7 separate regions of the Mus musculus genome follow, and all the other regions are linked to region 1. The links are chromatin loops, found by intact Hi-C in ENCODE. Cell type or tissue: left cerebral cortex. All regions are shown on one strand. Region 1 holds the start of Ccdc88a (coiled coil domain containing 88A). Region 2 overlaps Ccdc88a (coiled coil domain containing 88A). Region 3 has its middle 21 kb from the start of Cfap36. Region 4 holds the start of Cfap36 (cilia and flagella associated protein 36). Region 5 overlaps Ccdc88a (coiled coil domain containing 88A). Region 6 has its middle 31 kb from the start of Cfap36. Region 7 overlaps Ccdc88a (coiled coil domain containing 88A).

Region 1 (4,000 bases):
AACAGTACCAGCCTCTGAGGGCACAGAGGTTAGCACTGGAACAATCCTTCTGCACTTCACTCCTAACCTTGTCCTAGCTTGCTTTCTTTTGCTATGATATACACATGACCAAAAGCAACTGTGGAAGAAAGGGTTTATTTCCTCTTACTTCTAGGTAATAGTTCATCACTGAAAAACAAAAAAAAGTCCCAGCAGGAGCTGGCAGGACTAAAGCTGAGAGCCCAGAGAAAGGCTGTTTACTAGCTAGGTCCCTCTGGCTTGCTCAGCTACCTTTCTTACACAAACGAAGACCACCGGCCCAGGGTAGGGACTGTCAGCGGTGGGTTGGGCATGAAGCAACCACATGAAGCAACCAAGAAAATGCCCCCACAGACTTGCCTGCAGGTGGGAAGGGCAAAGACATTTTCTAACTGAGGGTTTCCTTCTCCCTAAAGATCCCTGTGTCAAGGTGACAAAAACCTAACCCGCAAAAACCTCTTAAAATAGAAAGTATAAAAAGAAAAATAATTTCCATTAAAAAAAAAAAACGGAATTGATATATGTAAAATTAACAGAATAGTATACAGACTCTAACAAGCATTTATACTGAATTAATTTCTCACATATATAAAAGAAGTATCTTCAAGTCAAAAAGTACAAGATTCTTGTAATGATACTGGACTGAGAAAGAAGTCTAAATCTTCAGCAACTGATAACCACTTTAGTACTCACAATGAATCTGCACTACAATACCGTAACAATAAAATGGAGTCATTTGTATTACTCTGATCTAAGTACTGATATGCTTTCAATATTCAATTTCTAGCTCAAAAACCCCATTCCTACTTAACAGATGCTCAGTATTACAAACAAAAGATTTAACTAATTAACCCAGCTCTCAAGACTTCAGTTATTTATAAACCTCAAAATACCTTTAAACAATTCCTCAAATATTAAACAATTTAATAATTCATCAATAACACAATAAGCCATCTAATCAAACTTGGATATTTAAATTGTTTGCTACAAAGTCTTCCTGACCAATTGTAATGTTAACTGAATTTTTCACTTCTGAAACATATTAGTTCACCACTTTCCATTTTTGAACCACTTATTCTTATACTAAAAAGGTTAATAAATATCTTTCCACATATATAACTTCAGTTAAGTCTTTTCCCTGTGGTAGACAAGATTTCTCTATCTCCGTCATTTTACCAAATGACCAAAGATGACACAATGTAGTTTGAATTTCAGCAGTCAAGACAATAAATGACAAAACAGAATTGGCAAAGTCACGGATAAAGTTTACCAATTTTAACAGGTATAACTATTTGGTTGTGATAAATGGGGCAGGCACATAAGAATACCGCTCCTTCCAAGATCCAATTAAACTACCTGATTTTTTTTTTTCTGGCCAAAGAACCAAATTAAGTCGTGAAATCTAAGTTCAAAGTATGTAATGTTTCAAAGAATATAAGTTACCAAGAAAGAAGAAGACACTTACATTTGGAGCATGACCTGGTTCAAGAATACCCCATCCACTAAAGCCACATACTCATCCAGGTTAGTCCCATTTCCTGCAGCCAGAGGTCCAAACGTTTTAACCTAGAACAGAAGGATTATCACGACGTGAACGCCCACCTCCATCTCTGCAGCCACAAATAACACGGCCAAATATACCATAAAGGACATCTTCCTTACCCAAGTGACCAAGGGGCTGGTCATGAACTGCTCCAGAAGGGGAGTGAAGATTTCGTTCTCCATTTTACAGATTATATATTCAGGAGGGGGCGGGGGGAGGAAGTACCACAAATACGCCCAGGGAATTGGTCAGTAAATGTAGAAGACGGAATCAATGAAAGTTCATTCCGGCAGGAGAGGAAAATCCCATCGAAGAAGGGGAAGAGCTGTCCCTCCTTAGCCCCCCCGGGGAAACGAGCCCGAATCCCGCGCTGAGCCGCAGCCGATGCTGGCAGTCTGCACCCGGTGAGGAGGGGCAGAAAAAAGGCATCTGGAGGAGGAGGACGCGGAGAGCGGCCGGGGCACGAGACAAAAAGCCCGTCAAGGTTGCCCCGCTCCCGGGGGGAGCCGGCCAGCGCAGCGGCCGCCAAGAACTCAAGCCCAACGTGGGGGCCGAGGGGGCCGGGCTGGACCTGGGCGAGCGGTTCTGGGCGTTCCGGCCGCCAGTGGGCACGGGCGCCGAGAGCTGGGAGCGTCTGCCCGCAACCTCACAGCCTCAGGCGCGGCTCGCCCCTCTCCAGGCGCTCAGCATCCCTCCGCGGCCTCGCGCTCGCTTCAGCGCCCTGGCCTTGGCCGGGGTCCGGAGCACCGAGGCGTGTCCCTGACCGTCCGGCTGCAGGAGCCCCGCCAGCCTCCGTGTGCCTCAGCGACGCCCGGACGCTCCGCTGCCGCGCTCCAGCCTCCTCCGCCGCCCTCTGGAGGAGCTAGGGTAACGGCCTCGGAACCGCAGTGCCGCAGCACACCCGCCGCCGGCCTGGCGGGCGAGCGCGCCACTCCCTCCGCGCCAGTATCCTTCCGCCGACTCCCCGCCCTCCCGCGCCTCTACCTCTGGATTGTGGGAGAAGAAAACCGCTGCAAGAGCGCGCTCCCGCGTGAGCGCGCCCCCGGCCGGCCCGCCGCCGCCCAGATTCTGGCGGAGCGTGGACGCGCGGACGATGCAGCTGCGGCGGGGGCCCGCGTCGAGTCCGCGCCCCGGACGGATGCCAGGGTGTAGGGGGCGAGACTGAGGAACCGGGCAAGACTGAGGAACCGGGTCTGTCTGCTTGCTCGCTCATGTCTAATTATGGTTTCTTTCCTCCTGGAGCGCCTTCTTTCATGTGTGAAGGAAAAGGAACGAAACCCATCTTTTTTTTAAACACGAGGGGTGCAGACATCCTCTTTCGGACACTTTGATTTGCTCTGTTAAACATGCTTTCTCGCCCCCTAAAAGGCCTAGGAAAGCTGCAGCAAGAAGCAAAAGCACATCTTGGGGGGATGGAGGTTGTTTTTGTTTTCCCGTCTTTTCATATATATATGAAATATTTATAGATATAATATATATTTATATAATTTATATATTATATATATATGAAATATTTATAAGAGTCGAGAATAACCAAAGCTGCCTTTCAACATGGGATTTCCTGACTGGAGTTTCCATGATGCAGGCATTATTTTTTGACTTCTTGGTCACTGGGAAAAAAAATCCAAATTGAGAGCCACAAGAGAAAATATTTAGAAATCATCCAAGTTGTGTGACAAACATTTGTTAAAAATCATTTATCTTATGTACTAGAGGGCCCATCAAAATATGACAGTTCCACAGCAAATTAAATGTTATTCTTCCTCATACCCATAGCATGTCCAGGATAAGATGGAATAGAAAACATCTTTTTCCAAACACAATATGGTATTGTGATATTACAATGCATTTTATGTTTGCACAGTGCTTACAAGTACCTATCCTCTTTGACTACTCATATGTTTAATGATATCTATTTTTGTATGTTTTATTTTTCATTGATTGTATGAATTTTTGCCTTGGATGTATGTTTCTTCCCCACTTATGTGCCTGGTTCCTGTGGAGGTCAGAAGAGGGCACTAGGTTCCCTGGAACAGAGGTTAGAGGCAGCCATGAGCCACTGGATGCCAGGAATCAAACCCTGGTCCTCTGCACCAGCAACCAGAGCTCATAACCACTGAGTCATCTCTCCATCTCTCATAATTTAAGGTAACAGTAAACATGTTTTATCATATACTAAATTAAACACCACAATTTCTTCAGGATTTCTTTTGTTTGTTTGTTTGTCTGTTTGCTTGTTTTCAAGACAAGGTTTCTCTGTGTAGCTGTCCTGGAACTTACTTGTAGACCAGGCTGGCCTCGAACTCAGAAATCTGCCTGCCTCTTCCTCTGCCTTCCAAGTGCTGGGATTTAAGATGTGCACCACCACGCCCAGCAAAAGTTTGTTTGCGTCCAACGTGGGGCACGAACCTTCAGGATTTCTGATAGCAAGACTCACTA
Region 2 (4,000 bases), 130 kb before region 1:
ATAAGGTTTGTTTCATGATGTCCAAAGCTAAGTAAAGCATTTCTGTCTTTGTGCTGCATCAGTCTCAGCTTACCATTTATTAGTAGGCTATGAACAAAAGGGAAAACAGCACAAAAATGTCTGAAGTATTAAGACTGACTAGACAAAAAATTCATAGTATAAGGTAATGATATATTCATGCAGTAAGCCTATTAGGTGGTACTAAAATATGTAAAATACCGCTTGGGTTCATCTGATCACTTGTCTCAGAACTATTTTAAGAATAGCTGTAAGGAAAGAAACATATGGTCAGCAATATAAACAAAAGGGATCTATCTGTAAGGTGATCCTGGGAATGTACCAGGGGAGAGATTTTTAGTCAGGCAAAGACTGAAGATTTTCCCTTTTGTCTGGTATTAATGACAGCTCAGCGAGGTTAAGTACACAAGCACTAATCCCTTCACTCATAGAGCTTCTTATGGCACCTACCTAAGGCGGAGTTTTATCAGTAATATTTAGGCTGAATCAAAATTATTAAAACATTCCTGAAACAGCTAAATATCCTGCAGAAATAAGATTATAGATTTTTTTAATGCTGAGGAATTAAAGCTGATTTGGTGTAGATTGACATGAACACAGAAAGATAATTGAAAACTATATGACATTGGAGTCCATGTTTATGGATAGTATCTTTGTCGTGTGTGTGTGTGTGTGTGTGTGTGTGTGTGCGTTTGTGTGTGTGTACTGTTTGAGAGCGTGGGGAGCTAAAGACTATTTTTCTATTTTTGCTTGTTTTGTTTTCTTTTTGTTTGAACTTTTTGAGACGGGGTCCCAGTTCACAGCGCTGGCTGGCCTGGAACTCAGAGAACCACTCACCTCTGCCTCCCAAACTGCCAGGGTTAAAGGCATACACCAGGCAAGACTATGTTTTTAATACAACAGATTTTAGAATAAAGACTACATAGTGTATTTTTCATTTTTATGCTCACAAGTTCTAATTTTATACTCTAGCGCAATGTATTAATTTTTAAAAAGTTTGCATTAAGGATTTACATTTAGTAATAAATTAATGACAGAAGTTAATTTTTTTCATCATTTAAAAACCTTGCTATTCTTCTGAATTGAAGTAAAAATACAAATTCCCAAGGTAATAAGTAACTTGGTTTATTTCTCTTTGACTCATATGTTTAAAAAAAAAACTGGAAAAATTTGTGTTAAGGATACCAAAAAAATAAAGGGGAAGTAGTTAAGCTATTGCATTTATCGGGAAAGGAACAGCACCAAGAAGGGAACTGTAATACAAACATGCCTACTCACTGTGTAAGTTACATTTAAATTTGATAGAAAACTCCAGGAATAACACATTTATGAATAAACAGTATTTTAAATTTGAACAATGTTTTATAAGTGCAAGCATTAGTTCAAATAAAGATGAACTATTAACTATTTCTTTGAAAAGAGAACAGGAAAGATAACATGATTAAGTGACAAAAAAATACCATTTCAAAAACATTTTCTTATGAATGCTGTGCATGTGCAGCATGAAGTGCACATTCAGGAAGCAAAGGAGAGGGCTGGGGAGCAGGCAGCAGGAAGAGCGATGAACATGCTTTTTAGAAGCAGCCAAACAATGACTTGGATATGTTTTCTTGATAACAGAACATGCAGCTACTTGGACATGATCCATGACATGAAGTGTCTTTATCATCTTTATCAAGCATTAAAAAGATGTAAAAGAAATGTGGGTGGGGTTTAAAAGGCATGCAAAAATGCACAATGCAATTACTATTTCATGCAGACTTTGGTGTGGTGTTTATATACATGCCTTTTTATATAGCTGAACTCTGTAACAATCTTAATATAAGCCTAATGAGTAATATTAACATACTATGCAGTTTTGATCAAATACAACCATATTCATACCAAACAATTTGGCTGTCCTCTGAAACCGATAATGCAACGTCTGTGTCATCAGGGTAGAGGCATGCAGGAATGATAAGATCGCTATCTTCAGAGAACTGTGTCTTACTGTGACTGGGGTTCTGACTATCAGAAAAATGTTTGTTATCTTTCTGTGCAGTTTTATCCAAAGAGGCAAAGGTCTGGCCAGTTATTCTAGTGAGTGGTGACTTGGGAGGTAACCCACTTATGTTACTAACTAGTTCTGTGTTCAGGGATAGAAATGGCTGAGATGAATGAACAACACTAAATGTCTCATGGCTATCATTACCTGATATTCCAAATGTATCATTAGACATTTTAACAGTGGCAAAAGTTTGGTTTAGAAAACATGGCCTTCCTGAACTTGAATTTCTAGCCTGGGTATAAACGGACTCAGATGTGTCTTCAGAATGTGTTGGCATGTCAGAGGACCACTGCTGTAAATGGTACTCACTAGATGCTGTAGTGCTGCTGCTACCAGCAGTAGGTGGTGATGAATCGACTGACACGGGCAGTCTACTGTCTTTGCTCAAAAAATCATGGATGCTCGTCCTTCGAGTTGTTCCTTCAGCAGTAGAGATCACACTGCTTGCACGAGGTAAAGTGGCATAAGGATTGCTATCTTTTGATTGTCTTGACACAGAGGTTTCTTTTACTAGTTTTATCTTTCCTTGAGTGCTTGGTGTAGGTTTCCCTGCAGAGCTGATGGTGTAGGCATCTTCAGTCTTTTGAGGACCAGTTCTCAAAAATTCAGGCTTAGTTGTCCGTCTATCATAGAAGTCCCCTGGAGTCTTTCCACTTACTGACCTGGCCAGGGTACAGCTAACTGGCTTGTCTTTCCCCAGAAAGTCGGAAGACACAGACAAACTTTTCATTACTTCATCTAAAAGATTCTCTTGACTCGAGGACTTCAACTGTTAAAAGGCAAAACAGTGCAGATTATAGACAAGAATATAGACATTTTTAGTCTCCTGATAAACTGAACTACACACTAAAGAGTTGGTGTTATCTCTTAGTACACTATAACTTAATTTTTTTCCCTCCTAAGGTTCAGTTACAATGCATTTAACTAGTGTTGCTCATTTAAATCAAGTTTACCATATAAAGAACTAACCTGTATTGAGGTAAGCTTGTTGCTTTCTTCCAAAAACTGTTGTAGAGTAACAACTTCACTTCCTGGGGAGCCAGCTTTCATCTTGTGATGGGCTCGACTCTCTATTGTTTCAGATATTTTGTGCTGGAGCATAGGGCTTGACCTGGTCTGTCTTTTCAAATACTGAATTGGACTGCTACCACTGCTAGACCAAGTCTCATGATCATGAAGCAGACTGAAATCTCCACTGCTGTGGCTTTGTGGCCTGCTTTGGATATTAACTGCACCTGCTTTTGGAGTAAATGGTGTGTTGAAACTTCAATAATAGAAATGAGACAATACTATGTAATATTTGTTAGCAGGTTTCTAACTCTATTAGTAGTCTCACTGACTTTAAACTTCATTTTACATATACTTAGGTAAGCTATGTTACTTGTTCCTCAGTATAACAACTGGATACCACAGCTGCTTTTCTGGTTTTATTAAACCAACAAATATTTTAAGTTCTATTAGAGTAAAAATATACTTTTATCACCAAAGTCAAATCCTAAAGAGTTTCACATTAAACAGTCATTCAATATATTCAAGACTAAATGAATGAATAAAGCAAGTAAAAAAACAACAATTCAGGCTCAAATAACTATAAAATAACTCACAATTTGGAAAAAAAGACATATTTTAAATTATTACAGAATGTTAAAACACCAAACATTTAAATGCAAAAAATACTTTATTTTCTGTCTCTATGAGTCTCAGTTCAATTACTTATTCAAAGATTTCATACTAAATAAAAAAACCTTAAACATGTCCCAAAACACCCTTAATACCATACACAAAAGGAAAGTTGAAAGGAGACATGAAATAATTAGACAAGTCCCATAAAAAAATGAAACAGTATTTCAGACAGGGTTTCGTTGTATAGCCTAGTCTGGTTTGGATCTCAGTATGTAGGCCAGGCTATCCTAAAACAAATGCTGGGATTGCAAG
Region 3 (4,000 bases), 110 kb after region 1:
GTGGTGGGCTAAGAGGCTGGTATGGGCCAGAGAGATGGCTCATTGGTTAAGAGCACTGGGTGCTCTTCCAAAGAACCTTATTTAAATTCCTAGCAATCATGTTGTTGACCACAACTGTCTGTAACTCCAGTCTCAGGGGATCTAATACCCTCTCCTGAGGCCTCTGAGGGCACCATGCATGTGGTACATAGACATATATGAAGACAAAACACCCATACACATAGAATAAAATTTAAGAGGCTGGCAGGTAACAGAAGCCCCTGGATATGGTGGCTCTCCATTAATAACAAAGGTTTTTTGTTTGTGATTCTGGAACTTTGTCACCAGAAAAATACATGCTAAGGAGTTAAGCCCTTGTAGAAAATCTTACCTTCCTTTAGAAACTGATAAATTCTACCCATGACTGGAGCAAGGTAAAGGGAAGATGCCCAGTTATATGGGCTGAAGGGGAAAGTGGTTACTTTTCTTCCTTTTTGAAGCCCCACTAGAAACATTGAAGATCTGGCCTTGGTAGCATGTCCAGGATGCATCTGCACAGATGCATTTTTCTCTCCTGCTCACTCTAGTTTTCTATTCAGAATTTGTGTGACTTTCCAGAGTGAGAGCAAGCAAAACACAAGACATGGTGTTTGTGCCTGGGATTCCCTTACAGATACACTTCCGAATCCCATAGATCTGAACATGGCCAGGTTTTGCTTTCCCCAGAACAAAGGGGTCTTATCCCCCACCCTACATCAGTTTTTATTTGAAAGGTTTCCCCTCCAGGTTAGTCTGGCTTGACCAACTAGGTGGGTTTGGCTAGCCAGGAAGGCTTCCAGACTAAAGTACATGTAAGGCAGGGAAGATCAATAACAGAGGTGGAACAATGAATCTTAGGCAGGATTCGCTTGATGGTTTTGTGCTCTCTATCTCCTCTGACTCCTGGAATGTACTCCTATGGCTTTAAATCTGATGTTCAGATTCTCAAAAAGAAAAGACACATTTTTTTTTGTTTGTAATAGATTTTGTTCTTAAACCCACTCCAGATCAAGATAGCCTGTTAGTTCATGTCACAAGCTATAATTTTACCCTACAATTAGACTTCTTTGTCATAATTTAGGAAAGGACTCAAATTCCTCATATCAAAGCTTCATGGCCTTTCACAGGACTTCTCACCCCTAGGTGTGAAAGACTCTCTAGGTGCCCCACTAGACTCTCTTTACACACCACGAGATGCCCTATTATTGATGTTCCTGACATGGTCCATCTCTGCTTAGCCTCTGGTCTAGCTTCCTGCACCCAATACCTGTGCCTCTCCCTGCTTCATTTTTGTTCTCTCTTCCTCTTCCCTCCCAACATTCCCTCAGCACACAGATATGCACTCTCCTTCACCATGCATGCCTGGACAATGCCATGCTCCTGCCTTGATGATACTGGACCAAATCTCTGAATCTGTAAGCCAGCCCCCATTAAACGTTGTCCTTATAAGAGTTGCCTTGGGGGACTGGCGAGATGGCTCAGCAGTTAAGAGTGCCAACTGCTCTTCCGAAGGTCCTGAGTTCAAATCCCAGCAACCACATGGTGGCTCACAACCATCCATAATTAAATCTGATGCCCTCTTCTGGAGTGTCTGAAGACAGCTACAGTGTACTTACATATAAGAAATAAATAAATCTTAAAAACAAACAAACAAACCGAGTTGCCTTGGTCATGGTGTCTATTCACAGAGTAAAGCCCTAACTAAGACAGGGACATCATCTGAGTACACATCTTCTTCTCCATGTCTAACTTGCCCATAATATAATCCACACAAGGGTCACTTAGCCAGCATCTTTCCACTTTCATTAAAGATTCATAAGAACTCATTCTGGCATTTTACCTAATCTGGCACTGTTAAGAGTGCCGTCCTTATTACCTCCTCCATGTTGTGTATCTGTCTTTAGCCTGAGCTGATGAGGCTACACTTAATATGGCCTGGCCAGGCTCTGTCCCATGCCTCACTCAGACTCCTGTTCATTACACTGATAAAAGTAATGACGGGAAAAATGACTTACCAAAACTATCAGATGGAAAGGGCTAAAGTGATGGGAAAGACACAGTGAGCTTCTGGAAACAGTACTCTCTAGGCTGGCTCAAACCAAGATCACATATATTCTAGACTGTGAGAGTTTGGAAAATCCTAGCTGTACATGTTTAAAGACAAGCCTCTCCAGCTAGTAAGCAAAAACTTCAAAGATTAAATGAAGTGCTCCTTCTAACCCCAGGGTACTTTCACTACTTTATTAGACATGGCCTCAAGGTACTTAAAACAGGGATGAAACCTCAAGAGTCAGAATGGGTAAATTGGAGAGAAGGAAAAGAGAAAAGACCAGGACAGTTCAGAAAGAGAAAAAGGTCAGGATCCTTGCCTAATTCCATGCCATCTCAGGAAAACCTAGCGCTCCATCTAGTGGCTGTCTAGTTCACTGAACCAGAGCCATGCTAGCTTTGAATCAAAGGTATCTTAAAGTAGCCAAGATATTCCCAAATCCACTGGGTTCGATGCCCCCATCCAAGAACCATATCCAGTCCGTTAAAGTGGGAACATACTGGAAGAGAATATCCCCTCTCCCAATTTCCATCCAAGGACCTCATGCTCACTTCTTTTTTGAAAAAAAAAGAACAAGTGCTCCCAACTTTGTTCCTGGACTGTGAAATGCTCCAGAGGGAAAGAGGCCCCTCTGCTTTGAGAATTGATGGGTCCCGGGTGCTATACAGTCTCTTGCATTTTCCATCTCTATGAATGAGCACCTACCGACTCTCAGAATAGCAGGGATCACAATTATATTTCATATCAATATGGGAGTGATTTTTCTGCCCTGACCACTTCTTGTTAGAACTTCTGAACCCTGGTCCTTCTCATTGCTATCAATAGCAAGTCCCAATAAGTTCAATTTACACCCTCCTTTTTTATTTTGAAGTTTTAAAAAAAAATATTTTATTTGTGTGACAGTTTTGCCAATGTATACATGCCTAGTGTCAGAAGAGGTCAGAAGAGTGCACTGGGTCCCCTGGAACTGGACTTATTGAGGGTTGTGTGCTGACAGTTGAGCTTAGGACCTCTGGAAGAAGCAGCAAGCACTCTTAACCACAGAGCCATCACGTTAGCCCACAGCCTCCTTAATATGTATACTAGATGAATATTTTTAGTCATTCTTTTTTTACCCTACCTAAATGGGTGTTGCCTTCCCTTCCTAGGCGGGGCATGATGTTTAAACATCAGACTTGCTGAGGCTTTTTTTAGACTCTGGAGGTTTTTTGTTTTTGTTTTCCAAGACAAAGTTTCTCTGTGTAGCCTAGCTGTACTGAAACTTGCTCTGTAGACCAGGCTGACCTCAAACTCAGAGATTCATCTTCCTCTGCCATCAGAGTGCTGGGCTTAAAGTGTATATGCCACTGGACCAGCTAACTCCACAGGCTTTTATGGTATTTCTGATACAAAATTTTCTGTCCTATAAAGGCCTGTAGCTGTCTTAGAGACTCAAATGCACTCTCTCTCTCTCTCTCATAGGCACTTAAATTACCTAACATGCCCCCCACTCTGCCAAACCTGGAATACATATCTTGCTAGGAATTCCACTAATGGTTACAATTGTCCTTAAAGACACTCTTCAATGGTCCTGAAAGACATAAAAGCTAATAGCCTATCATTGAGAAATTCATGGCTATGAACAATCTGTGCAGCAAAACTATTTTGGCAGTAAAGAAATGAGATGGACCCTACAGACTAGTCCAAGTTCTGAAGGTCAGGAATGAGGCTGTGTCTCAATTCACTCTATAGTTCCTGAAATTGTTTGTATTGTCAAGTTGAGAGGAGATAGGATCATCTAGGAGACAACCTCTGTGCATGCCTCTGGAGGAGTTTGTATACAAGGTAATTGAGGAATGAGATTCCACACTAAGTGTGGGTTGCAGTACTCCATGAATGGGTCTTTGGTTGAGTAAAAAGGAGAATGCTAGCTAGGGCCATTACTCAACTCTG
Region 4 (4,000 bases), 130 kb after region 1:
TTTCAAGTCTTGAATATGGGGTGGCTCAGGAATTGGTGGCTCTTTTTTTCACCCCATTTTCCTTTCATCGGGCCCATGGGTTAGGGTGAGAAGTCCTTCCTGGATGTAGCTGGCTTTACCTGAGGCTCCATCTCTGTGGGGCTGTTTGTGTGTGTGTGTGTGTGTGTGTGTGTGTGTGTGTGTGTGTGGTGTGTGTGGTGTGTGTGTGTGTGTGTGTGGGGGGGGCTAGAGAGGAGGTGCTGCCACGGTGGACAGCTTCTGCAGTGGTGCTTCATGAAAGCTGTAGGCTGAGGCATGAAAAGTGTGGCCATTATGAACAGCTCCTGAGGGGCAGCTCCCGATGAGGTGAGAAAAGCAGTGTGCCACTGTGGACCACTCTTACGGCTCTTATGATGGCTGTAGGCTGAGATGTTGTGATACCGCCATTTTGGACAGCTCCTGAGGAGCCATAGGCTGGGCAGCAAGGAGGGGCCTGGAGCCCCTTTGATGACTTTTGTGGCTCAGCAGCTTTTGTGGTCCTCAGAGACTTCAATGATGAGACAGGTGACAAGACAAATCCCCACAGAAATGACCTTTTCGTCCATAAGGAAATTCTTGGACAGAAGACAAGATTAACTAGCTAACATACTAATTGCTGACTTGAGAGCTGGGTCCTCTATCAACAGCTTTAGTATATATTGAAATAGTTCTCAACCTGTGGGCCACGGATCAGAAATCCTGCACACCAGATTTACAACAGTTGTAAAGTTACAATATGGAGTAGCAATGCAATAATTCTATGGTTGGGTGTCACCACAATACGAGAAACTGTATTAAAAGGCTGCAGCATTAGGAAGGTTGAGAACCACTGAAACGTTGAGATCTTCAGGGTCCTCTGCCTCTAATACCCCTTTAGTTCCTCCTGAGCTTTCCATGAACATTTGCTGTATGTAGCTCCTGCCCTCAACCAGACCTGGTACTGTGCTGTCGGCCCAACACACAGTCACCTCTGGTTCTCACTGAGTCCTCCACTTCCACTTTCATGAAACTGAAGTTGTAGAGTCTGCTCCTCCAGCTCCTCACCACTCTCATTATATAGCCTTGGTGGGCCTGGGACTCTCAGGTCTGTCTGCCTGTGGCTATCAGGAGTATTGGGATTAAAGGTGTAGGCCACCACATCTAGTTATAAGATTCTTGGGAGTCCTCTGGCTCTTAAGTAGGAAGAGAGCAACCTTGATACTTTCTAAATACTGTCTATGAAAGCCTAATTAAATGGAGATTAACTGATTTTATACTTGTCCTAATTTTAGTTGTTGTTAACTAAGCTTAGACCCATCCTTAGACAGCAAGCAAACGGCTTGCAGAATCAATCAGTAAACCTCACAGAGCATATTTCTCTCAATTTTGTTTTCAAGGGCCAGGGGGTCTGAAGACCGCTAGGGATGAGGTGGGAGGAGGTCCTCAGGGAAGCCACGCCTTCAGCACGCCATTTTGAGACGGGCCGCGCGCACACGGGAGCGCGAACGCCGTCTCTAAGCGCAGTAGCCAATGCCCGCGCGTCTGCTCTCAGCCTAGCAACTACGGGCCAATGAGTGGAGGGCTATCGTTTGCCCCGTTCTCTTCTAGCCAATAGGAAACGTTCCTAATCCAGCCCCCCCCCTCCAGGAGCTCAGGACTCAGGCCTCACTTCCGGGCTGCTGCGTACGTTGTCATAGCGACCATTTTACGTTAACTGGTTTGTGGTGTCTAACCTGGGGGCCCGGCGATTGCGGGGACCTTGCTGCCCGCATTCTCCGTCGCTTCCTGCGGCCGAAAGGCCAGACAGGGCTGGGGGAATCCGGCCTAGGCGTCCGCGTCGCCGGGTGCGAGCGGGATGGCTGCGGAAGAAGAGGACGAAGTGGAATGGGTGGTGGAGAGCATCGCTGGGTTCCTGCGGGGCCCGGATTGGTCTATCCCCATCTTGGACTTTGTGGAGCAGAAATGCGAAGGTAAGAACCAGACTGTGAACAAGCCAAATATTACTGTCTCTGCCTGCCGGGCCTAGGACAGTTTTGTAGAAGGAATTACGTACATCCCTTCCCGAGTGGCTCGTTTGTTTGCAGACGTGAAATTGCTCACCAAGACTTTTCACCCACTCTGCCCGAGCGCCTGTCCTGAAGACATTAGACTTTAATCCCATGTTCGGCCTGTCACTTCACCCCGTATCTTTCTACCCCGCGCAAGTGGACTGTTTGGGTAACCAGCATCTTCCTCAGTTATTTGGGGAAAACGTCGTTTTTCTTCGAGTTCCTTCTGACCCCTGAGATGTCGCCCTGTGGACTCAGCCTATGAAATGACAAATTCACTCTGGCCATTTTATCTGCAAAGGGGGGCATTCGATTACTCCGGCAGGACCAAAGCAGGCGATGGGGAGGAAGAGCTTTCTAACAAACGAGATATACAAATGTGGCATTCTTTTGAAGGACCAGCATCAGTGCTTTCTGATCGGTTCATATCACGCTCATATCCGAGTTCATAAGACGAATTGGACTCTGTTCATAGAGAAGCAATCACAAACGATGTCCTATCCAACCTTTATCTTGGTTTTTTTTTTTTTTTTTTTTTTGCCTAGGCAATACTTGGAGGGTAGCAATATATATCGTCTGAACTTGTGTCTTAGGTTAGGGGGACAGACTTTTTGTAAAGATCGGTGCAATAGAGCTGGGGTGAGTGAATACTGACTCACAGCTGCAGAGAACACATTTCAGTGAAGGGAATCTTTTATACACTTTTCTAGGATGAGGTGGCCTGCTTGAAAAGTTAATGGGTTCCCAGGCATTTGAAGTATCTGCATACACTCGACAGTGACTGTACTGCAATGCAGCTTGTTTGAGATTCAGCTAACAGAGGGTTCTTATCCTGAATTGTCTTGCAAGACTTCTCTCAAACCCAAAATTCTATGAATCTAGTAAAGAAAGAATGTTGTTTGATCACTGAACCTTTTATTTTATTCTAACTGTTAAAGTTCAAACACGAGTTAAGTGTTTTGGTAGGCAGCTTTTATGAAGGATCAGAAAGCAAAGCAATTGACTTGTGTTCCTGTAGAATTTAGAGTGCTGTTAAAAGGTTGATGAATCATGGGGATAGCCTGGCCTCCTGCAAGAGGGATTATGTCTCCCACTGATTTTCATGTATTTTTGAGACTAAATCCTTAATAGAAATTGTGTGGGGTATGGTATGCCTTCTATCCATCCACAGGTGTCAAGAGTGGCTACATCTCGGTAGTAACAGCTGATTGTGCATTTTTACAGAGAAGCAAAGCTAGGGCTTACAAACACACCACAATGATGTAGTTTTAGAACTGAAAAGAATTAGTATTTGTATTGAATGCATGAGAAGTGTCACAGAGACCAAATGCAATGTAAAAAGAATTGAAGTCAGAACACTTGGAATAACTTTATACCTCACTGATGTGGGGCTGCCAATGTGCTGTTCTCTGCCTCAGAATGCTTAACGATTAGTTTGGACAGCTCTGTGATATTAACCTTTCAGTATTCACTGAGTTATCTTAGAGCAGACACTGGGGATAGATATGCTATCCTTAAAAAGTTTACAGTCTACCATAGAAGGTGCACAAGTAAAGAGTAAAATATAAAGTGTCAAGTGCAGGTACATAAATGTTAAAAATAAAGGCACTGAGAAGATGGCTTAGGGGCAAGAGTGTTGGTAAACTTGATGAGTTGAGTCAACCCACAACCCACATGGTGGAAGGGGAGAGAGAACAGGTGCCTGCAAGGACATTTATAAGATTTCTATATTTGTACTTAATTAAATGATTTGTTCTTTTACACTGTTTTATTATTATAAATCTAGTTTTTGATGATGAAGAAGAAAGCAAATTAACCTACACAGAAATCCATCAAGAATACAAAGAGCTGGTGAGTATTTCCCCCTGATTTTTGTTGTTTGAGATGGGGCTTCATTATGCAGTCATGACTGGCCTGGAACTCACTGTGTAGACCAGGCTGGCCTAGATCACACA
Region 5 (4,000 bases), 61 kb before region 1:
TTTCTGTCTTCACCAAAGAGCTGACACTATACCACAGCTCTTTATACCTAAATTCCTCCTGGAGAGAACTGGTCTCCCAGGAATACTGACACACAGGCTTACAGGAGGGGCAAACCACAGTCAGAGACACTAAGACTAGGTAACACCAGAGATAACCAGATGGCAAAAGGCAAGAACCTAAGCAACAGAAACCAAGTCTACTTGGCATCATCAGAACCCAGTTCTCCCACCACAGTGAGCCCTGGAATAGTGTTCTCCCAACATACTGGAAAAGCAAGATTTTGATTTAGAATCACATTTCATGATGAAAATCGAGGACTTTAAGAAGAACATAAATAACTCCCTTAAAGAAAGACAAGTGAAGACAGGTAATCAGGTAGAAGACCTTAAAGAGAAAACACAAAAATTCCTTAAAGAATTACAGGAAAACACAAACAAACAGGTGAAAGAACTGAACAAAACCAACCAGGATCTAAAAATGAAAATAGAAAAAAATAAAGAAATCATAAAGGAATACAACCCTGGAGATAGAAAATCTAGGAAAGAGATCAGGAGATATAGATGACACCATCACCAACAGAATACAAGAGATGGAAGATAGAATCTCAGGTGCAGAAGATACCATAGAAAACATTGACACAACAGTCAAAGAAAATGCAAAATGCTCCTAACCCCAAACATCCAGGAAATACAGAACACAATGAGAAGACCAAACCTAAGGATAATAGGTATAGAAGAGAGCAAAGATTCCCAATTTAAAGGGCCAGTAAATATCTTCAACAAAATTATAGATGAAAACTTCCCTAACCTAATGAAACAGATGCCGATGAACATACAAGAAGTCTACAGAACTCCAAATAGACTGGACCAGAAAATAAATCCCACCCATCCCATAATAGTCAAAACACCAAATGCACCAAACAAAGAAAGAACATTAAAAGCACTAAGGGGAAAAGGTCAAGTAACATATAAAGGCAGACCTATCAGACTATGGAAGCTAGAAAATCCTAGGCAGATGTCATACAGATTCTAAGAGAACACAAATGCCAATCCAGACTACTATACCCAACAAAACTCTCAATTACCACAGATGGAGAAAAAAGTATTTTCATGACAAAAACAAATTTACATAGTATCTTTCCATAAATCCAGCCCCACAAAGGATAGTAGATGGAAAAACACCAACATAAGGAGGAAAAATACACCTTAGAAAAAGGAAGAAAGTAATCTTCTTCCAACAAACCCAAATGATGATAACCACACAAATATTAAAATACATAAAAAATAACAGGAAGCCACAATCACTATTCCTTAATATCTCTCAACATCAATGGACTCAATTCCTCAATACAAAGACATAGACTAACAGACTGGATACATAAACAGGACCCAGCATTTTGCTGCATACAGGAAACGCACCTACCTCAGTGTCAAAGACAAACACTACTTGAGAGTAAAGGGCTGGAAAGCAATTTTCCAAGCAAATGGTCCCAAGAAACAAGCTGGAGTAGCCATTCTAATATCAGACAAGACACTTCATACTCATCAAAGAAAAACTCTACCAAGAAAAATTCTCAATTCTAAACATCTATGCTCCTAATCCAAGGGCACCTACATTCATAACAGAAACTTTACTAAAGCTCAAAGCACACATTGCACCTCACAATAATAGTGGAGGACTTCAGCACCCCAATCTCATCAATGTACAAATCAGGGAAACAGAAACTAAACAGAGACACAGTGAAACTAACAGAAGTTATGGACCAAATGGATTTAACAGATATCTATAGAACATTTCATCCTAAATTAAAAGAATATACCTTCTTCTCAGAACCTCATGGTACCTTCCCCCAAAATGACCATATAATCAGTCATGTAAAAGTCCTCAACATATATAAGAAGACTGAAATAATCCCATGCATCATATCAGATCAGTACAGATTACGGCTGGTTTTCAATGGCAACAAAAAACAACCGAAAGCCCACATACACACGGAAGCTGAACAAGACTCTACTCAATGATAACTTGGTCAAGGAAGAAATAAAGAAAGACATTAAAGACTTTTTAGAATTTAATGAAAATGAGGGTACAATATGCTCAAACTTATGGAACACAATAAAAGCAGTGCTAAGAGGAAAACTCATAGTTCTGAGTGCCTCCAAAAAGAAACTCAGGAGAGCATGCACTAGCAGCTTAACAGCACACCTGAATACAGCCAAGAGGAGTAGAATGCAGGAAATACTCAAGCACAGGCCTGAAATCAACCAAGGGAAAACAAAAAGAACTATACAAAGACTCAACCAAAGAAGGAGCTGGTTTTTTGAGAAAATCCACAAGATAGATAAACCCTTAGCCAGACTAATCACAGGGCACAGAGACAGTATCCAAATTAACAAAATCAGAAATGAAAAGGGAGATATAACAACAGAAACTGAGGAAATAAAAAATAAATCATCAGATCCTACTACAAAAGCCTTTACTCAACAAATCTGGAAAACCTGGATGAAATGGACAATTTTCTTTTTCTTTTTTTAATATTTTTTATTAGGTATTTTCCTCATTTACATTTCCAATGCTATCCCAAAAGTCCCTCATACCCCCCCCCCCCACTCCCCTACCCACGCACTCCCACTTTTTGGCCTTGGCGTTCTCCGGTACTAGGGCATATAAAGTTTGCAAGTCCAATGGGATATGAGGTACCAACATTAAATCAGGATATATAAACCATCGAAACATTCCCATAACCCCTAAAGAAATAGAAGCAATCATTAATAGTCTTCCAACCAAAAGGAGCCCAAGAACAGATGGGTTTAGTGCAGAATTCTATCAGACCTTCAAAGAAGACCTAATCCCAACTCTCCTCAAACTATTCCACAAAATAGAAACAGAAGGTACTCTACCCAATTCATTCTATGAAGCCACAATTACTCTGGTACCTAAATCACATAAAGACCCAACAAAGAAAGAGAACTTCAGACCAATTTCCCTTATGAATGTCGATGCAAAAATACTCAATAAAATTCTTGCCAACTGAATCTAAGAACACATCAAAATGATCATTCACCATAATCAAGTAGGCTTCAACACAGTGATGCAGGGATGGTTCAATATATGGAAATCCATCAATGTAATCCACTACATAAACAAACTCAAAGGAAAAAAAAAAACCATGATCATTTCATTAGATGCTGAAAAAGCATTTGACAAAACTCAACATCCCTTCATGGTAAAAGTTTTGGAAAGATCAGGAATTCAAGGACCATACCTAAACATAGTAAAAGCAATATACAGCAAACCAGTAGCCAACATCAAACTAAATGGAGAGAAACTTGAAGCAATCCCACTAAAATCAAGAACTAGATAAGGCCACCCTCTCTCCCCCTATCTATTCAATATAGTACTTGAAGTTCTAGCTAGAGCAATTAGACAACAAAAGGAGATCATAGGGATACAAATTGGAAAGGAAGAAGTCAAAACATCACTATTTGCAGATGATATGATAGTATATATAAGTGACCCCAAAAATTCCACCAGAGAACTCCTACAGCTGATAAACAACTTTAGCAAAGTGGCCGGATATAAAATTAACTCAAACAAATCAGTAGCCTTCCTCTACTCAAAGATCAACAGGCTGAGAAAGAAATTAAGAAAACAACACCCTTCACAATAGTCACAAACAATATAAAGTTTCTTGGTGTGACTCTAACCAATTAAGTAAAAGATCTATATGACAAGAACTTCAAGTCTCTGAAGAAAGAAATCAAAGACCTCAGAAGATGGAAAGTTCTCCCGTGCTCGTGGATTGGCAGGATTAATATAGTAAAAATGGCCATCTTGTTAAAAGCAGTCTACAGATTCAATGCAACCGCAATTAAAATTCCAATTCAATTCTTTACAGAGTTAGAAAGAACAATTCTGGGCTAGAGAGATGGCTCAGTGATTAAGAGCACTGACTACCCTTCCGAAGGTCCTGAGTTCAAATCCCAGCAACCACATGAT
Region 6 (4,000 bases), 96 kb after region 1:
AAAATAGATTTAAAACTCAAAAAAGAAAAACTTAACAGGTACTCTATCTCATAATAAAATACTATCATATAATTAAATATATGACTATGTTTTAAAACAATGTTTCTCCCCTTTCTCCTTCAATATTAATAAGAAGGTAAGTTTCCTGGGGATGGCTAGACCATGCTGAGGCTGAGCCTTGGTGTCCCATCTTTTTCTTTTTCACGATCTGTTGTCTGGTGGCCACCCTCAGTAATACTTATTTCACCACAAAGTGCCTAGAGTCAGCTGCTGACTTCTTTAGTTTACACTTCTTTCTTGTAGCCATTGGAGAGTCAGGTTTGCCTTTAACCTGGCCTAGAAATCCCCTTTTAGTATTTCCTATACATGTTGTCATGGTATGTCAGTTGCAAAATAATGCTGAAAATTGCTGAAAGAGCACTTCTTTCGTACATATTTGCAAGTTTTCATATTAAAGATTAAAAATAAAAGTGAAATACACAATTTTGATTCCACAAAATATAAACATCTTGACTAGAGATATGGCTTAGTGAGTAAAACAGTTGTCATGTAAGTGTGAGGACCAGAATTATAACCCATAGGTCTCATGTAAATGGTGGGGACACCACACACATACACATGCAAACATGATACATACACACATGTACAACACACACACACACACGTACACATAGTTCTATTTCTTCTCCTCTATTTTAAACTGAGTTGAAAAATATTTTATACATTTTGAGGAAAATAAAACAAAAACTGAAAAGATAATGGAAATTATGATATACTGTATTCACAAATGCTAAAAATGTAGGACTTTGGGAGAATCTTAAGATGTCAGGTAATTATTTATATGCCAACCCATGGTTTGCTGTTATATAACGAAATAGCAGAGTAAGGATATTTTACAAAGAACCTATAATTTAGAACTTGAAAAAAGTCTATAGCTTCAATAAAAGCAACTTACAGCATCATAACATGGACCTTCCCCCTCTATTGAAAGCAGAGTTCATATCGTTTGGAGAAGCAATTAAATAGTTAATTAGTGACACTCTACATGGACAATACATTATATTTTGAAATGGCACTTCTGTTTCTCTGGTATTTTTAAATCTATTGCTAATAATAATTTTAAGGCATTTGACCTAGAATTCAAGCATATTTTTCCTGGATTAAAAACAAGTCCTATTCTGTCAGGATAACACCACCTCTACCATTTCCCTGGGATCAGAAAAGAGCAATGCTTTATTTTTAGGCAAATGTGAGGCACTGTTTACTAGGTCACCATTAATTTATTCATCAAATGTTCACAGAGTCTTTATTTATAGTTTGAATATGAGACGTCTGGCGGAGGTTACTCTGGAGACTTGGTTCCAGATCATGGGCCTTTGGAAGATGGTGGGATTCTGGGGGCCTGAGCTATCATTGGCTCAATCCCTTGATGGGGTCATAACTAATGGTGTTTTTATGAGGTATAAATCAGGCAGTGGGGCCTAGTTGGAGGAAGTAGGTCACTGCAGCCTGTCTCTGGGAGGCTTTCCTTTTCCTCTTCTTCCTATTATGAGGAGAGTAGCCTGTCACATTCTACCACCACGATGCCCTGCCTTCACAGAGTGAAAGATGACTGAAACCTCAGAGACTATCTTTTTCTCTTCAAGTTTGTTATATCAAGTAATTTGTTGTGTGATCCAAACGCTTTATTGCTGCTGTTTTTAAGAGAGGGTCTCGCTGTGTAGTCCTGACTGTCCTGTAATTCACCATGATGGCCCCGAACTCACAGAGATTTCCTTACTTCTACCTCCAGACTGCTGAGATTTAAGGCATGTGCTTAGCTCTGACCCAAATTCCAACAGTCTTTTAATGCCAAACATTGTGAAGAGAATAGGCTCCTTTATGAAAGTGAGGAGACTGGCTCCTTTAAAAAAAATCACAATAATTTCTTCAGTCCTTTACTAATATGGCAATCTCCAAAGTACTTGAGTGTCTGGCCACTCCTCTCAGCCATTTGTTTGCAATTCTGAGATAACTGTGTGACCTCTGGATCCTGGAAAGAGTAGAAGAAGCAGGACCATCTATGCAACTATGGGAAAGTATCCATAGACGTTCTAGTGGGGTCACCCATACACCTGACAATAACCCCTCACTCACATCTATAAGTAAGCTTAATAAATATATTGTTTTCCCGGGTAAACTGTAGTGAAATTGTACTCTGGGTCTTATTGTTAGGACCTGATGAGGGAGAGGAGCTTGCTCACATCTACCTCAGAGAATGTGAAAATATGAACACATTTACACCAGGGGTGTAAATACTACAATTAGAAGATGAGAGCTAGACATGGCTGGCTTAGCCCTGTAATCCCCCAGCACTTTGGAGGGAGATAAACTGACGGTTGGAGGTCAGTATGGTGTACAGAGTGAGTTCCAAGCTAGGAAAGGGCTACATAGTGAATTACCCTACCAAATACACACACACACACACACACACACACACACACACACACACACACACACACATACATACAAGAAAAAAAGTCATACAAGGGGCTGCAAAGATGACTCAGTGGTTAAGAGTACTTGCTGCTCTTACAGAGGACTGAGGCTCAGTCACCAACACTTAGATGACAGCTCAAACCTGGCTGTAGCTTCAATTGCAGGGATCTGATATTTTTTTCTGGCCTGGAGTGGACACTAGGCACACAAAGGCAGAGTACATGCAGTAGACAAAACACGCATATGCTTAGAAAGAATTTTAACCACAGCTGTAACATTTCACTAAGTTAAAAATAAAGGTGTTGCATAGGCCAGGATATAGTTTGGCTGATTGAATGCTTGCTTACCATTACAAAGTCATGGCTCCAACATCATAGAAACAGAGCATAGTGGTTCTGCTAGTAATGGGTAAGTAGAGGCTGGAGAGTTCAAGTCATCTTTAGCTATGTAGTCAGTTCAAGGCCAGTTGGAGTTAAATGAACCCCTGCTTCCAACAAACAAAACAACAAAGTCCTTAGAAGTATAAGTACCATAAGACCCAGCTATCACATTTCTAGATGCACATCTGAAGGAAATAAATCAGTATGCCCAACACATTCCTTCATAGTCATGTTTATTGTGGCACTACTCACAGTAGCCAATGTTTGGAATCAGTCTAGATACCTGTCAACACACATTTCTATCACAGAACACGTATAAAAGATACTTGTCACCATGCTCAGTACTTAGCAAATGCTAAATACACACTATCATAGTGTGAAGTTGTAAATCTAATTTTTTCAACATCTATTTTTAATGATGGTTCTTAAATAATTTAACCTTCCTTTTATCCCACCACCTAACAGAGGTAATGGAAAAGAAAGGATAAGAGGGAAGTGGACCTGTTTAGAAATTATTCTTTGGAGAATCTTCTGTCCGTGTTGTCTGGAAATTGGTAGTTCAGTTCACAGGTAAATATTGGTAGCTCGATCCACTTACAAACACTTCACAGATACACCAGCAGTCTGCAAACACGAACTAGCAGCAGTGGCACTACCTAGCCGGGATAGCCAGGCCTCAGCAGGAAGAACCAGGGCCAACAGGAATGCCAGGAGAAGTTCTCGACTGTGCATCAGTGAAGGAAAGATCAGTGAAGACTTGAGACTCACAAGTGTTGCACAGCTAGCTCTTTAAGCCAACCTAGCCCAGCCTCTTGACACTGTGTCCAGTCCTTTCTAAACAATCTTCAAACATCATATGTCTGGGTCTGGCCTCAGAAGTCTCTTGCCTCAGCTGACATCACTTTGCCACTTTGCCCAAGTACACAGAAGTGGCAAAAAAGCAGAGACACACCACCAGAAGTTTTTGTTTGTTTGTTTGTTTGTTTTTGGTACATTTCTCTCTATGGCATCCCAACAAATACAGCTCAACTACACAATGTAAGGTGGACCGATACATGCAAGTTGTTAGTGAAGACTCCTTCCTCACATGTCCTTTGACGTGCTTGCTTTAGCAGAACATCCTTTCACCTGTGTCTGCTTCA
Region 7 (4,000 bases), 54 kb before region 1:
GGAAGATTATTGTTTATTACCTCTTCCAAAGAAACAGGGTATCAATTCTAGAAACCTATCTTTTTTTGTTTATTTGGGAAGGTTGTTTGTTTTTTGAGACAGTATTTCTCTGTGCAGCCCTGGTTGTTTTGAAACTTGCTCTCTATAGACTAGGTTGGTCTTGAACTCACAGAGAAACACCTGCCTCTGCCTCCTGAGTGCTGGAATTAAAGGCATGTGCCACCACCACCACCTAATTTTTTTTTAAGAAAGCAAAGTTTTATGATAAAATAAATTTACTAACCTCTGAATGTTCATCTCTCTCATCTATCAGTCTTCTTAGATGTGACACCATATTCTTTAAGAGTGGTTCTATGTCTTCCTGAGACATATCTGTCACTTCCATCCATTGCAGATCAAATACATTTTCTTGATTATGAGTTACCTTTACAGAGGTAAGAAAAATAATCAAAGGTTATTAGAAGGGTTAATGCTTATTGATTTCATTTTAGAACAAAATTAACTACAAAGGCAGAAAGAAGGAGATTTGAAGTTAATGATGACACCCCAAACATTTTAACTAAATTTAAATAAATTCTCATCTGGACTCTTAACTAAGAAAAGGATGATATAGTAAATACCTTCCTCTGAGAATATTTAAAATACTACTAATTTTCACAATTTTAAAATAAATTTTAATAAATTATCATCAATAATTTGACATAGTACATTATGAGTCAGATATTTACATAAATATTTTTTAAAATCAATGTACTTGTGTAATCCAAATAACAGCTCAATAAAAATGATCTTCATTTAAGAAAAAAAAAGCACATAAAGACAAAGCCTATTATCTTACCCCTATCATTCATTCTGTGCTACCTAATAAAGACAAAAATTGCACTCCAAGATTTTCATTTCCTCATAGACAATAGTGAGAGTAAATGTGTAGTAAGCACTGTGTCATAATAAAATTCACTTATAAAATCATCTATCTCTAAAGAGAAGATATAAATATAAAAGGTTAATTTATATTTGATTTTTAATTGTTCTTGTTCATCCTGTAACTAAGTATTTGGGGAGATAATATTAGAAAACACACTATAAACTTCATAAAAATTAATATATATAAGTGGTTACCTCTTGAATGTGTGCAGCAACTGCTGCTTTCGTATCAAAATCTAAACCTTGAATTTTTTCAATAAATTCTTCCTTTTTCTGACACTGAAATGAGGAGTGGGAGGAGAGACCATTCAGACTCTGTATTGTCCTTAAAATGCTATATAAAAATAAAAATGCAGCAAGCATTATATTTGAACAGCACACTGAGGGTTTTGTTCTCCATTTAGATAACCTTTCAGATACACTTACCTAATGAAGATGCAATAATTCGAAACATTTAAGAGCCATGGACTGAAATCTATACTATTTTATGCTAGAAAGTTCTAAAGTAGGAACATATTATACAACACATCTGAGGTCAGGATATTATTATGCTAACTTTATAAACAGAGAAGTAAAGAATCAAGAACTTGTTTCAGAGGGAACAAGTTACTTGCCAAAACCCACAGTGAGTCAGTGGCAGAATTCGGAATACTGCCAAAATGCTCAGTCAGTCCCCAACTGTCACCAAACAACACTGCCTTTCTTCTTGAGGAAAAGAAACTAGGCGATTTTTACTTCAAGCTTATAATTTATTCTCTCATATTCATCCTATTAATCTTAATAAAAGAAACTAACTTTGATGACCCAGTTCAACATTTGTAAGGTAATACAATAAATATTTGGTTTGTTTCTACTGTAACAAAGTAACCAAAAGCAAAATTTAATCCTGTATATAAATAAACATGTAACCAAATAGTTATTTCTTATTGTTAATTTTTTTAAAGTTTTATTTTAGTTAAAAACATAAAGTATGAACCATATCTTTTTCCAACAAGGATTAAATAACAACACACATCTTCATCTCTGCTTGTCTATATCTCTTACATTGCAATATAGCTGCTAATCCAACTTATTTTGTATGCACTAAATGAGAGGTGCATACAAAATAGACAGTGCTGCCTTGTGCATCTCCTGGGCCAAGTACAGAGCCAGAAAAGACAATAAGCCCTCAAAAAGAAAAACTGGTTCTTTTGATCATTAAGAAACTTAACAAAGCTCTGATTCAAGTTACGTTTCTAATGCTCTACTGTTGTCATTATACAATCATCTGAACACAATCCATACTTCACCTAGAGTTCTATGTTCAGTGAAAACTAAACTATTGCTGATATACAGATCTTTACAAATAAATTACCAGGAGAGCACAATTTCTAATTATGAGTAGAAACTGAAGAGTTTTGGAGGGAATGGAATTGGGATCAACATGCTTTTTTAAAAAACACTAACCTGTTTCGGGCTCAGGACTATTAAACAGGTCTTGTAAGAACGACTGTGGATTAATTTTCTAATTGTATACTTACAGCATGTATAAAGCAGCTTTACAGAGACAGCAATCCCAACCTTTCAACATTTCTGTATTTACTGACTTAGGAAGAGTTTTTAGCCAATCAGAACATAAAATAGCAGGATTATTATGAAATTTAATAATTAAGATTCATTCAGAGTACCCTAATACAACTGTCTTATGGTTTTCTGTAGTGGTTTAAAAAAGAAATATACATTCCATTTTATAAGCCTTACAAGTCACTGTTATTTCAGTATAGTTACTCTGTTACACTGATTATTATAACATTCACAAACTAAGATATTTTTGATAGTTTTTTAATTAGATATTTTCTTTATTTACATTTCAAATGTCATTCTCTTTCCTGATTCCTCCCCACTCCCGTCCCTCCTCCCCCTGGTCACCAACCCACCCACACCCGTTTCCTGGCCCTTGCATTCCCCTACACTGGGGCATCAAACCTTCACAGGACCAAGGGCCTCCCCTCCCATTGATGACTGACTAGGCCATCCTCTGCTACATATGCAGCTAGAGCCATGAGTCTCACCATGTGTACTCTCTGGTTGGTGGTTTAGTCCCTGGGAGCTCTGGGGGTACTGGTTAGTTCATATTGATGTTCCTTCTATGGAGCTGCAAACTCCTTCAGCTCACTGGGTACTTTCTCTAGCTCGAACTAAGGCATGTTTAAATACAAATGCAGTATATAGTAGCTATAAATGAGTAAGGAAAGTGTTTTTAACCAAAGACCTGATAACCAAATTAGAATAGCAACAATAAAAAAACGACATATGTCTAAATATTTAATTGGTTGTTAAATAAACAATCATGTACAACATATTAAAGAAATGTAATGACTTAATTTATATATGAATAGTGCCCCCATGGTGGCTACTAGAAGCTAGAAATGATATTAAGAAGAGAAAGATGATGGGTTAGAGTAGAAATAGATTAGAACAGGGGACTACTAATTGATACTAGTACACAGATAAATGGATAGGGTGTAATGTCATATATAGTACAGAAGGATTTTTGTATGCCCTTAAAACAAAAACAAAAAAAAAATGTCTTGAGGTGGTAGGTATACCATTAATCGTGACCTGATCATTATCTGCCATAAATATGTTTATATTGAATACATGTATACACAGTCATATTGATCCATATACATGTTTAAAAGTATATGTATATTAAACATTGTATCTCTGAAGCAGTCAGTTCTGAAAGCCAACAAATTCTAGAATATAAAATTATGTTAATAAATGTGAAATATTACTAGTGAATTCATTTGTTTGTTTACAAAAATCTCATTTTATAGGTAGATCTGTAGCTCAATTAGTAAAGTGCTTGCCTAGCATACATGAACACAAAGGTTTAATTCCAGGCACTGTATACATTGGGAGTGGTGGTGCACACCTGCAATCCCAGCACTGGAAGGTGGAAGTACATGAATCAAAAGTTGAAGGTCAACCAGAGCTACATAATAAAGCAAAACAAAAATAAAAACAAAAGAACAACAACAACAACAAAAAAAACCAAAAGCAAAAAAATACCCTAAAATAGGGGGCTGGTGTG

The links. Hi-C counts contacts between places; a loop is a spot of excess contacts. Peaks named below come from ENCODE experiments on the same cell type or tissue, not always from the same donor. Only the 100,000 strongest peaks of a DNase experiment are listed, where the experiment ranks them.
Region 2: a loop joins it to region 1, with 2.1 times the contacts of the local background. A loop is called at or near these places in 7 of 42 quality-filtered maps.
Region 3: it touches region 1 in a loop (3-fold over the local background); 7 of 42 quality-filtered maps call a loop at or near these places.
Region 4: a loop joins it to region 1, with 4 times the contacts of the local background. A loop is called at or near these places in 8 of 42 quality-filtered maps.
Region 5: it touches region 1 in a loop (2.1-fold over the local background); 2 of 42 quality-filtered maps call a loop at or near these places.
Region 6: a loop joins it to region 1, with 2.6 times the contacts of the local background. A loop is called at or near these places in 5 of 42 quality-filtered maps.
Region 7: a loop joins it to region 1, with 5 times the contacts of the local background. A loop is called at or near these places in 2 of 42 quality-filtered maps.

The regions. Positions count from the first base shown.
Region 1 is chr11:29,372,091-29,376,090 of GRCm38, reverse strand. Ccdc88a (coiled coil domain containing 88A) reads right to left here and starts at 2,433. Exons shown (of 31, transcript NM_001363368.1): 1 at 1,681-2,433; 2 at 1,484-1,584. The coding sequence starts at 1,743. In left cerebral cortex, a CTCF peak has its summit at 2,421 (motif pointing left); DNase peaks (open chromatin) are centred at 171, 1,641 and 2,509; H3K4me3 peaks cover 3,122 bases; H3K27ac peaks cover 1,558 bases.
Region 2 is chr11:29,502,686-29,506,685 of GRCm38, reverse strand. Ccdc88a (coiled coil domain containing 88A) reads right to left here. Exons shown (of 31, transcript NM_001363368.1): 30 at 3,035-3,303; 31 at 552-2,834. The coding sequence ends at 1,881. Among named protein-coding and RNA genes, the nearest start is that of Prorsd1, 10 kb to the left of the region's middle. In left cerebral cortex, no CTCF peak of the experiment used is centred here; no DNase peak of the experiment used is centred here.
Region 3 is chr11:29,266,479-29,270,478 of GRCm38, reverse strand. No RefSeq gene overlaps it. Among named protein-coding and RNA genes, the nearest start is that of Cfap36, 21 kb to the right of the region's middle. In left cerebral cortex, a CTCF peak has its summit at 2,433 (motif pointing left); a DNase peak (open chromatin) is centred at 2,426.
Region 4 is chr11:29,244,982-29,248,981 of GRCm38, reverse strand. It overlaps Cfap36 (cilia and flagella associated protein 36), which reads left to right and starts at 1,710. Exons shown (of 10, transcript NM_025740.3): 1 at 1,710-1,967; 2 at 3,832-3,896. The coding sequence starts at 1,853. In left cerebral cortex, no CTCF peak of the experiment used is centred here; DNase peaks (open chromatin) are centred at 1,594 and 2,310; H3K4me3 peaks cover 2,362 bases; H3K27ac peaks cover 829 bases.
Region 5 is chr11:29,433,284-29,437,283 of GRCm38, reverse strand. All of the region lies in intron 7 of Ccdc88a (coiled coil domain containing 88A), which reads right to left. Among named protein-coding and RNA genes, the nearest start is that of Gm51886, 35 kb to the right of the region's middle. In left cerebral cortex, no CTCF peak of the experiment used is centred here; no DNase peak of the experiment used is centred here.
Region 6 is chr11:29,275,825-29,279,824 of GRCm38, reverse strand. No RefSeq gene overlaps it. Among named protein-coding and RNA genes, the nearest start is that of Cfap36, 31 kb to the right of the region's middle. In left cerebral cortex, no CTCF peak of the experiment used is centred here; no DNase peak of the experiment used is centred here.
Region 7 is chr11:29,426,536-29,430,535 of GRCm38, reverse strand. Ccdc88a (coiled coil domain containing 88A) reads right to left here. Exons shown (of 31, transcript NM_001363368.1): 6 at 1,120-1,203; 7 at 284-424. Among named protein-coding and RNA genes, the nearest start is that of Gm51886, 28 kb to the right of the region's middle. In left cerebral cortex, no CTCF peak of the experiment used is centred here; a DNase peak (open chromatin) is centred at 1,568; H3K27ac peaks cover 2,424 bases.